Linked DNA regions of Homo sapiens: all the other regions are linked to region 2. A link is a contact called in ENCODE Hi-C or POLR2A ChIA-PET data. All regions are on one chromosome and are shown on one strand. The core of a region is the stretch at or near the end of the contact, and the rest is flanking DNA. Distances in the headings are between cores, read along the strand shown.

Region 1 (3,691 bases), core at 848-3,347, 460 kb before region 2:
GAGTACAAAAAAACCCTATTTTTAGCCATCTCTTAATAATGGTGCCACTTAAAGCTATAAATTGCATCTAAGTACAATGTTTCCGAACTTTTACTATGTTTCATAAGTTTTGAGTTACATAGCTATTTGAGAACATGGATTGTAAAATCTCCACTTTTGGTTTTAAGTTTTTCTGTGTTTGTTTTTGTTTGGCTATGAACATGATCAATTTTTGTGAATATTCCAGAGATATTTAAAAAATAATATTATCTATTTGAAGGATGAAAAATTCTGTATTTGGCTAGTAGTCAATGTTATTGATTATAACATTTATTTCTTCTGTGTCATTACTTTTGTGTTCTCTATGTGATCTGATTTTGAATATGTATATTGGAATCTCTCTTTTTTTGCTTTATAGTTTTTGCTTTATACATTTAGTAGTATGCTATTTGGTGACTTCAGGTTAAAAGAAGTAACTGAATAAAAATATATTGCCTGGCTTCGGAGAGATCAAGGGCAGGGGTGGGGGTTCTGATCACCTTTTGACTATCATCCAAGGATTATATTAACCTACAGAAAATATTCTACTGAGTACTGCAGAGCAAGTTCAGCAAATATGCCCCCTTCTATCTGAGCAATATAAGTAGACAAGAATTTGACTATCTGTCCAATTGTTTTTGCAACTACCTATGCTGCTGAGGAGGCAGTGTGTTTAATGGTTTAGACTAGGGGATCTTAAGGTAAACTGTATGCTCTTGAGTCAGACTGCAGCTCTTAAAATAACTTTGTTCAGCTCTGTTTTCACACCTGGTAAATAGGAGATGATAATAACACAGCCTACTTTATAGAATTGTTGTGATAATTCGGTGATGGGATTCATGTGAAGCTCAGAGTCACACATGAATCAAACACTCAAAAAATTCTATTAATATTATACTAAGTTCTTGAGGCTCTCCTAGAACCATATACATAAATAGGCTTTGAAAAGAACATGATATTATATATGAATATAAATCAGCAATAGCATTATTAAAGCAGATGAGAGCAATGCAAATGTTCCAGAAATATAATTATAGAGTGTAAAATTATATGAAGTAACATGTAAAACAATGCCAAAAATTAAGTGCAAGTAAAATACAGTTAAGTTCTTCAAGGATAAGGATCGTGTTCCATTCCATTGAAATAGATCCACAGTTTTAAGCACAGAGATAGGTACACTGCAGATTAAATCAAGCTATTTTTTGATTCTCTGTGAAGAGGTACTGTCTCAAATTCTTGGATTAAATTAAATAAAAATTCTAATTTACTATCTCATGTCTCTTTCCTACAAAAGAGACACCTCTAAAACATCTTATAAAAATACTTTTAAAAATATCACTGGAGTAGTATCAGTCAAGGTTCATCATCCAAAACCTCAAAAAATAATAAATCAAAAACCATGAAACCTGACAAACTTTGAAAGACTTTAAAACTCTACCTCCATTTTCTCATACAGAAAATAGGCTTATATTTTTAAAATATTAAGTATCTCATTTTCTTTGGTACTTTGAATCTCTATGAGTCAATAACTTTGTTGCACTATGCAAAGTTGTCTAAGGAGATTAAAAAAACAAAAACCGGGTATTACAATTCCTGCTTTGAGTGAGTTTCCATCTAGCTTCAGATTCACAGCACACACTTAAAAACCTTTCTGAACCAATATATAAAGAGTACAATCTAATATTATGCAAATTGAGTACCTGAGCACTGAGGGGAAGAAAACTGAAGAAGCTAGTAATGTGAGATAAAATTCACCATTGGTCATCTGAACTCTCCAGCACCAGTAGTTCTCCAATGTTAGAATGCTAAAAATCACCAGACTTATTTGTTAAAATGCAGATTTCCAGTTCTAGCTCCAGAGATTCTCATTCAATAGGCCCACGATACCATCCAGGAATCAGGATTTTAATTAAATTCACAATCAGAAGAATGACATAATGTCTCTTTTTCTTCTCCTATAAAAGTGAAACACAAAATAATGCTTGACATGCAAAGATAAGACATGCTCTTACTTCATGGTGACCTGCTTACCAGGAAAGAGGAAGTGAAACAATCTATGAGGACTCTTTTAGCTCTAGGAGGCATATGTTTGTCAAAAGTCAAGCCATGTGAATCACGTAAACAAATTTAAAATGTACTAAAGATCTGTACTATCTGGATTTTCCACCTCTTTTTACCATAGATAAGTCTTTATGTATAGTGGACTATAGTATAATAACATAATATTCCTAATACCATTAAATATTGTCATCATCACAAATAAATTAAAAATCTACTAGCCAACTAGAAAATATTTGCCAACCATATCACATTAAAGGACGATACAGACCAGGCATGGTGGCTCACGCCTGTAATCCCAGCACTTTGGGAGGTTGAGGTGGGTGGATCACCTGAGGTCAGGAGTTCGAGACCAGCCTGGCCAACATGGTGAAACCCTGTCTCTACTTAAAATACAAAAATTAGCCAGGCATGGTGGCAGGCACCTGTAATCCCAACTACTCAGGAGGCTGAGGCAGGAGAATCACTTGAACCCTGGAGGCGGAGGTTGCAGTGAGCCAAGATCAGACCACTGCACTCCAGCCTGGGCAACAGAGTGAGACTCTGAAAAAAAAATTTTATATATATATATAATTAACACATAAAAGCTTTAACCATCTAATAGGAAAAGATGGAAAAAGACTATAAGACAATTTACAGTATAAGACATATAATTGACTCAAGTAAGGAAACTCTTCAACTTCACTAATGTTTAATGAAAAGCAAGTTATGAACACCAAGAATTTCAATTAGCAAAGATTGTTTTCAATGACAATAACTATTAAAAATAGTATTAAGAAAAATGGACTCATTCAGTCCTGTTATTGATTTTTTTTAATTTTCTGAAAAGTAGTTTATAATACATATTAAGAACCTTTAAAAATTCAGATTGTTTCAGTAATTCTTGTTTAGGAGAAAATGCCAAGGTAATAGTAAGAAATGCAGATAAGAATCATTTCTGGAAATGTTCATTATAGCATTATTATAAGAGCAGTAAGTTAAAAACCATCTACATATAAAAATGAGAAGGTGATTGCATGAATTATGGTCTATTCATATTATAGAAATAGTATATAACCATTAAAACTGTTTGTTTTTAAGAAAAATAACATACGAAAATGTTCAATATAAAATGTTAAGTGGAAAAAGAATAATTAAAATTACATATTTGGAAAATATCCCAAATATTTATTTTTTGTATGCTTGTATAACTAGAAAAAATGTGCTGAAATATTGAATGTTGTTTCTGAGTAATGAGATTATGGGTAATTTCCATTTTTCTCCTTGTAATTTTTTTTTCTTTTTTTTTGAAACGGAGTCTCACTCTGTCACCCAGGCTGGAGTGCAGTGGCGTGATCTCGGCTCACTGCAACCTTGCCACCTGGGTTCAAGCAATTCTCCTGCCTCAGCCTACCGAGTAGCTGGGATTACAGGCACCTGCCACTGTGCCCAGCTAATTTTTGTAGTTTTTAGTAGAGATGGGGTTTCACCATGTTGGCCAGGCTGGTCTTGACCTCCTGACCTCGTGATCCACCCACCTCAGCCTCCCAAAGTGCTGGGATTACAGGCCTGAGCCACCGCCCCAGCCTTCTCCTTATAATTTTTTATGCTCCCTAAATATTCTACAATAAGAGCT
Region 2 (4,014 bases), core at 1,451-3,950:
GGATACCACAAATAAGCAATGTGTTAATAACTTCTCAGATTCCGTTGGGTAAGTACACTTTCTTTGTGCATTTATGTGGGTTAGTTTTCTAAGGAGACGTTTGATTATAACAATTTAAATAAATAAATGAGTAAAGAAATTGAAATATGGCCGGGTGCAGTGGCTCACGCCTGTAATGCCAGCACTTCGGGAGGCTGAGGCAGGCGGATCACCTGAGGTCAGGAGTTTGAGACCAGCCTGACCAACATAGTGAAACCCTGTCTCCACTAAAAATACAAAAATTACCTGGGCATGGTGATATGTGCCTGTAATTCCAGCTACTCGGGAGGCTGAGGTGGAAGAATCACTTGAACCCAGGAGGCGGAGGTTGCGGTGAGCTGACATTGCGCCACTGCACTCCAGCCTGGGTGACAAGAGTGAGATTCCGTCTCAAAAAAAAAAAAAAAAGAAATTGAAATATTAGGTCATCTTATTCTTTCCTCCTAGATTTGCAAATTTTGTGGACTTTAACCCTAGTGGTACATGCATAGCTTCAGCAGGTTCTGATCAAACTGTGAAAGTCTGGGATGTAAGAGTGAACAAATTACTACAGCATTACCAAGGTAACAATTTTCCTAACAAAAAATTCAGTTACCGAATGGACTCCTTTTGGAAGGACTGATTCTCCTTGTTGGTGTGGTTTGGCTGTCTTACTTGGGGTCATGGGCTGCCTTGGAACAGGCTAGAGAATAGTATAATTAGCTCCCATCAACAGCAGGGTCTCAGAAGCTCAAGGACAGCAGGAAGTGAAGAGACCTTAAAAATGATGTGAGGGCTGGTTTAAAGAAAAAAAAAGAAGTTGCTATGAGATTTTCAAATTCTGGTTATCAGCATTGTGTGAGAAGTCAGGATAGAAATGACTGAATTCTGAATCACAGGGAGTTACGTGAGCACAAATAGGTGTTATAACTGGTAGAAAACAACTACCTACTATGCCTATGTATTGATATTGAACTAAAAGAGAAGTGAATTTTCTTGGTTTATATTGGATTTATATTAAATCGAAATGATTATTAAACATAGTAGCTTTTCCAGTGTTTACTATGTAGCAGACACTGTGCCAAATCTAAACAATATTCCTAGGAGGTATCATTATTACTCACATTTTTAAGATAAGGAAATTGAGATTTAAATAGGGTAATTAACTTGCTCAAAGAATCAATAGAACTACTTAGGTCTTCCTGCTTACACAGTGCATAGAAAAATTAACTTTTGATCATTGTGTTATACTGCCTCCTGTTGGAAGGATACTGTCTGGAGACAAAGTCTCAAGCATGATGGCAGGACTGTGCCCGTTTCAAACTGTCTCCACACTTTTCTCCCTTTAATCCCAAGCCACTAATTAGTTATTACCTTTAATTTGAGACTAGGTTATATACCCTATCTGAGCTGGTGATGATTAACTGTCAGTTTTATTGGCAATATATCCAAAGAATTTATAGTAATGTGGTCAATAAGATTACCTTTCCGTGACACAGTCTCATTTTTAAAGTTATTCTGGCTCTCTAACTGGAAGCTTAGAGCTATGTGATGCCAAAATACTCGTTTTAGTGAGCCATATAGAGTTTTGTTGTTGTGGAAACAGTGCTCTTGTTTACAACCTATTGCTAATAAGGCACTGGGGTATCTTCAAAAGTAAGAATTGTTCTCTGAACTTTTTGCTTTTATTTTCTACAAATCAGTTCACAGCGGTGGAGTTAATTGCATATCATTCCATCCTTCGGGTAACTATCTCATCACAGCTTCTTCAGATGGTACCCTTAAGATTCTGGACCTCTTAGAAGGAAGGCTCATCTATACACTTCAAGGACATACGGTATTAACACTCAGATTCTTGCTTTTTATATATAAAAATATAAAATAATATATATTTTAAATTTCTGATCCATTTTTATGTCCCTTTATTGTTTTTCCAGACATAGCACACATTGCTGCTATCATAAAATTTTTTTACTTCCAAGGCTGTTTTTATCCTCTGGAAGCAACTCTTAGAAATATTATTTGTGGCTGGGCGTGGTGGCTCACGCCTGTAATCCCAACACTTTGGGAGGCTGAGGCGGGCAGATCACCTGAGGTCAGGAGATCGAGACCATCTTGGCCAACATGATGAAACCCCATTTCTACTAAAATACAAAAAATTAGCCAGGTGTGGTGGCACATGCCTGTAATCCAAGCTACTTGGTTGGGAGGCTAAGGCAGGGGCATCACTTGAACCCAGGAGGGGGAGGCTGCAGTGAGCTGAGATTGCACCACTGCACTCCAGCCCGGCAACAGAGCAAGACTGTCAAAAAAAAAAAATGGAAGAAAAAAAGAAATATTATTTGTTGTAATTCTTATCAAAATCAATGTGTATCTTTCAATGGCCATTAAATGAATCTTCTCCTGCTGTCTTTATCAGTATGTTGTATAGATTGACTGGGTAAATGGTGATGGGTAAGTAGATTCCATACTTCAGATCCTTCCTTCATGTGGAGGCTGTCCCGCTTAGCCCTGACACCCAGCCTCTCACACCTCTCCCTCACTCCTTCTGCTAATTTGTTGGTGGGTTTAGGAGAAATTGGGTAAGCACAGCCTAACACCTTCTACTCTCCTGCCTTTGGGAGTAGCCATTCTTCACTGTTTTTCTCTGATATTCCTTGTGGGGAGACCTGCCCTTGTCTAGTGTTGCCTGTGACTCATTCTGGGCATCCGTTCTAGAAAGCCTATTTGTGTTACACATAAAAGCCACATTCTCTTTTTACAAGCATTTATTAGAAAGAAAGGTGATATTTCGATTCTTATGTGCTGTATTCCTTTGTCTTATTTCTCAATTGGTTTAGAACCAAGTAGGTAAGAGGGGTGCCTTTTATTGAGCCTGTTCAAAGATCCCTCCCTGGCATATAGATCAATTTTTTAAATTTATTATTTCTTTATTTTTGAGATGGATTCTTAGTCTGTCACCCAGGCTGGAGTGCAGTGGCACAATCTCGGCTCACTGTAACCTCTGCCTCCTGGGTTCAAGTGATTCTCCTACCTCAGCCTTCTGTACAGGCGCACCACCACGCCCAGCTAATTTTTTGTTTGTTTGTTTGTTTAGAAGAGACAAGGTTTCACCATGTTGGCCAGGCTTGTTTTGAACTCCTGACCTCAGGTAATCTGCCTGCCTTGGCCTCCCAAAGTGCTGGGATTACAAGTGTAAGCCACTGTGCCCAGCCTAGATAAATTTTTTTGAGTATATAAACTAGTCTTTTCTTCCAGACAATATTCAAACTTCTCTGAATTTTTTAGAATGCATCCTCTTTTTTTTTTTGAGGTACTTCCTTTTAACAAGTATAAGCTGTTTATATCTAGAAATAGAATGAGCCTTGTGGTCTAGAAGAGAAGAGTTTCTTTTTCACAGGTTCTGCCTGGCTTCCTGCTTTGCGTTATCATTTATTCTGCAGTGGTGTTAGGGTAAAGCAGAAATAAATACTAACCAGCTTAAATATATGCATATCCATGGATTTAGGCTGAATAAACATAACAAATAAAAGTGGCCAAGGATTGAAATATCCATGAAAAAAGTACAAAATAATAGGGAAAAAAGATAAACACAGTCTTTCAGTAGGAAAACACTACATGAAGATGGAATTTTAGTCTGGAAGTAAAGGTGTTTATGAAGCTATTAATATTATAAACTAAATCTGTGGGATAGTCTACTTGGGAAAATACAAGATGTTTTTCCCTAAAACTTTTCTTGTACAGATTAAGGACATATTAAAAACATATGGTATATATTAATATTTTTGAGATAAGAAATACTTACTCTTATCTGGACTGAAAAATTGACCTAGAGGCTATCCATCTTGTGACTGTGCCAAGCACAGTCTTGTCCAACTCCGCAGTAACTGCTCAATTTCAGGTTTTCATTACCTCTCACCTAGATAATTACAGGAACTTCCTAACTGGCCTCCAACCAAGCATCTTACTCCAATTCATCTTTCTCAGAATTGTGAT
Region 3 (3,672 bases), core at 1,156-3,655, 410 kb before region 2:
GATGACCTCCTTTTAATAATTTAGAAACTGCTGAAGAACCTTGAAATCTCTCAAGAAATTGTCATCAGTGACTACCAAGTAGTATCATAAGATATACTGACAAAAGTGTTGGAGATTCCAGCTATAAAACTCCCAAATGATTTTGCTTTCATTATGGTTCTTTTCCTAGCTGGCCAGAAGGACACAATAAATACATAGGAAGAGAAATGAGCATTCACTGGGGAATTCAATTTGTAACTTGACAGAACAATTTCCTTAGGTTGAAAAATTCAAAATCCCCCAAAATAACCCATATGTAAAAATAAAGTCATTATCATTATACATTTCAAAATGAAAATAACTACTAGTTGGCCAATTAAAGTGAAACCTCTTTCATATTGACTACTCACCAGTTCCTTCCAGTGTTGTGATGCTGATGATTTAGTACCAATTTGAGAAACTAATGAAGAATCCTGTGATTCAATGAAATATATTTGGAGTCTACTCATAAATTTTCAATAAGTTGAAAACTACTAAAAATTTTCAAATAGGTATATATTTTCTGGAGTTTTCTAACAAAATTCAATAGAAATTGGTTCATAGTCAGTGGTTATAGAGTAATAGCTTAAGATATTTTAAGGGTTTATTTTAAGTACTATACTATAGAGTTTGTAAAATTATATGTTCACCTCAATGTATCCATAACCTATTTCATTAACCCAAGGTACCCACTTTGGGTTATGACTTCGGAAGTAATAAAAAAAAAACACATTGTGTAAATTATAAAGCACTAACTTGGAGTAGGGTGAATGTCAGGGAATTGGGAAGCCAATCAATTTAAATATCTCTAAATTCAAAAATGATTCACTTCAGAAAAGTTCCATTCTCTAGTAGGTATTTTTCCCAAGTGGAATTTGTAGATTTAAAAATGATGTAAGCCTGGAGCTGCCAAGGATCAACACATAAGGAAAGATTGTGTGAGAATGAAACTAACTCAGAGGAAAGCTGAGCCCAAGAGACTGAGGGAGACAGGCCCTGGTGACATCATTTGAGGCCTCAGAATTCAACCATGCCTGGGCTTCTTAGTTCTATGAGCCACTAAGCTCTCTTTATGGCCTTTGCCTGTCAGAGCTGGATTTCTGTTACTTAAAAACAGACAGAACCCTGACTTATACAGAGACTGTGGTCAGAAATTTTGAGGAAATGCTTCAAACTTTATCTCTCTTGCAAATTCTTATTGTGCACTAACTTATTAAAAGATCTGGGAAAATCCACTGGAAGGAAACTTGTTTATCTTTGTTGACCACTGTTTTCAGTCTTGGTTGATGATGGAACCTCCTTTCACCCAACACCTATGAACATATTTGGGAGTGGGATACTCATCTAGGGCATGGTGGAAAAAGAATTGTCAAAAAATATGTGCTGATCACTCTTGTTTGACTCCAGCAGCATTCCAGAAGAAGAAAGCCATTAAGTGAAGTAGTCTCCTATTTATCAGATGAGCAAGTCTAAATGAGTAGGGAGCTGAGGTTCATCCTCCTTTGCATCCTATATCCCCACTGCACAAGGGCAGGATGGTGGACATCTACCATCTCTTTAAATGGCAAATTCTAAGGTGCTTACGATAACTTGCCGGTCCTTCCCTCTGCCATGTTCTAATATGTCAGTGGTTTTTCCTGACTTCATTTCTCTCTTAGTCTGTTGGTGCTGCCATAACAAAATGTCTGATATTGGGTAATCTATAAGGAACATAATTTTTTTTCATGGACCCACAGCCTGGAAAGTCTAAAATCAAGGCACTGACAGGTTCAGTGTCTGGTGAGGGCCTGGTCTCTGCTTCCAAAATGGCACTTTGAACCCTGTTCTCACGTGGCAGAGCCCTCATGACCTAATCACCTACTAATGGCCTCACCCCTTAAGATTGTTGCATTGGAGATTAACTTTCAAACTGAATTTTGGAGGTGACACAAATACTCAAACTATAGCATGCTGCCCCTCATCCCCCAAAATTCATGTTATTCTCACATAAAAAATAAATTCATTCTATCCTAATAGCCCCAAAAGTCTTAACTCATTCCAGCATAAACTTTAAGTCTAAGTCTAACATCTAATCTAAATATCACCTAAATCATATATAGGTGAGATTCAAGGTATGACTCATCCTGAGATAAATTGTTCTCAAGCTGTGAACCTATGAAATCAAACAAGTTCTATGATTCCAAAATATAATGGTAGGACAGGTACAAAACAGATATTATTTCCATCTCTGAAGGGAGAAGTAAGAAAGAAGAAACGGGTAATAGGTCCCAAGTAAGTCTAACACCCAACAGGCAAATAACATTAAATCTTGAGGCCTGAAAACAACCTTCTTTGACCACATCCTGTGAGGCTTGTGTCCCCAAGACTCTAGGGGACTCCACCCCCATGGCTCTTCCGAGTGCAGCCTATGCAATAGCTCGCATATGTTTGAGTCAAATGCCTTCAGCTCTGCCAGGCTGAAACAGCATTCTGGAGGCTCTACCGTTTTAAGATCTCAGAGATCTTCAACAATAAGATTCCCCACTCCCATGACTCTGCTGGTCATGTTCCTAGCAGGACATCCTGTGAGGATTTGTCCCCAAGACTCTAGGGAACTCCACCCCCATGGCTCTTCTGAGTACAGCCAGAGTATCCCACTCCCAAATACGTTCATAGGTGTTGGGTGACAGGAGACCTCATCATCAACCAAGATTGAAAACTGTGGTCAACAAAGATAAACAAGTTTCCTTACAGTGGATTTTCCCAAATCTTTTAATAAGTTAGTGCACAATAAGAATCTGCAAAAGACAGATTCTAGTTTGTGCTACAGATAAATAGTTTGAAGGATTTCCCCAAAATTTCTGACCACATAAACAAATGATATAAAATTTACATAGTAATCTGATTTTTAAAGGAAGGGATTCTTTAATAATTTCTTATTTATTTTCGTTCTGAGAGTAAAAATCAGCATACTCATCACTTATATAATATAAATTTGAGAAGAGCTCTTCATGAATTCCCCATTCAATTATTTTATCTTTAAATAAAAGGTGAATCGTGTTAAGCATTTTAATCAACTCTTTGGAAAGCCATCATAAATACATTTCTCCGTTTATGAGTAACATGGAAAATAAGCGCTGACACAAGATAATCCTAAAGATTACTGCTATTCAATAGCCTTGTGTACTTCACTCTTTGGGTGTTTAATAAATACTTGCTGCTTGATTAACTTTAAGGAATAGAAAGATTCTCTCACTAGTGTGAACAAAAGAAGTGATTGTCACACACCCTGTGTTCTGCTTTTATTCCCTTTCATTTTTTTTTCTTATGTCTGCTAGAATAAGAAATAAAAAAAATAGAGAAGTTCATGTTTGGAAAAATATGAGTACTTAACATGGATATGAATAAATTATTACCAAACTGCATGTAGCATGAGTATATAACATTGAGTCAAAATTAATGTAACAGAACTTAAAACTGGTCAAAAATTCACTGTATCTCCTAGAATTTGGAGAATCGGTCAAATTTTACTAATATTTTGAACATGTAACCATATTTGAGTAATATTGCTTTCATTAGAAATTTTCTCTTTAACCTAAAATGCATGCTAAGTTTTTTCTGAACCCTTAAGCATGCTTCTATTATCTACAAGATAATTTTTACCCCACTTAATTC

Evidence for each region. Hi-C counts contacts between places; a loop is a spot of excess contacts on that map. ChIA-PET counts read pairs that join two places held with the same protein, here RNA polymerase II (POLR2A). Pooled maps may share reads with other maps.
Region 1: a map with no recorded cell type shows a loop between it and region 2 (7-fold over the local background). The contact joins two enhancer-like sites. A Hi-C loop is called at or near these places in 2 of 37 single-sample maps with no recorded cell type and 2 of 50 pooled maps.
Region 3: a loop to region 2 is called in a pooled map, with 4 times the contacts of the local background. The contact joins two enhancer-like sites. A Hi-C loop is called at or near these places in 1 of 37 single-sample maps with no recorded cell type and 6 of 50 pooled maps. POLR2A ChIA-PET finds 5 or more read pairs at or near these places in 1 of 52 experiments (GM12878).

Annotation. Positions count from the first base shown.
Region 1 is chr12:89,925,682-89,929,372 of GRCh38, reverse strand. LOC105369890 (a long non-coding RNA gene) reads right to left here. Exons shown (of 13, transcript XR_001749246.2): 3 at 1,719-1,973. Among named protein-coding and RNA genes, the nearest start is that of LINC02399, 20 kb to the left of the region's middle. Within about 2 kb of position 2,097, at least 5 of the 41 ENCODE cell types and tissues checked have a DNase peak (open chromatin) inside an H3K27ac peak, as active enhancers do.
Region 2 is chr12:89,468,202-89,472,215 of GRCh38, reverse strand. POC1B-DUSP6 (POC1B-DUSP6 readthrough) reads left to right here. Exons shown (of 11, transcript NR_189589.1): 5 at 1-48; 6 at 487-602; 7 at 1,722-1,855. POC1B (POC1 centriolar protein B) reads left to right here. Exons shown (of 12, transcript NM_172240.3): 5 at 1-48; 6 at 487-602; 7 at 1,722-1,855. Among named protein-coding and RNA genes, the nearest start is that of GALNT4, 55 kb to the left of the region's middle. RefSeq lists a silencer at 1,193-1,312. Within about 2 kb of position 2,700, at least 7 of the 41 ENCODE cell types and tissues checked have a DNase peak (open chromatin) inside an H3K27ac peak, as active enhancers do.
Region 3 is chr12:89,879,609-89,883,280 of GRCh38, reverse strand. No RefSeq gene overlaps it. Among named protein-coding and RNA genes, the nearest start is that of LINC02399, 66 kb to the left of the region's middle. RefSeq lists enhancers at 2,393-2,462, 2,543-2,672. Within about 2 kb of position 2,405, at least 9 of the 41 ENCODE cell types and tissues checked have a DNase peak (open chromatin) inside an H3K27ac peak, as active enhancers do.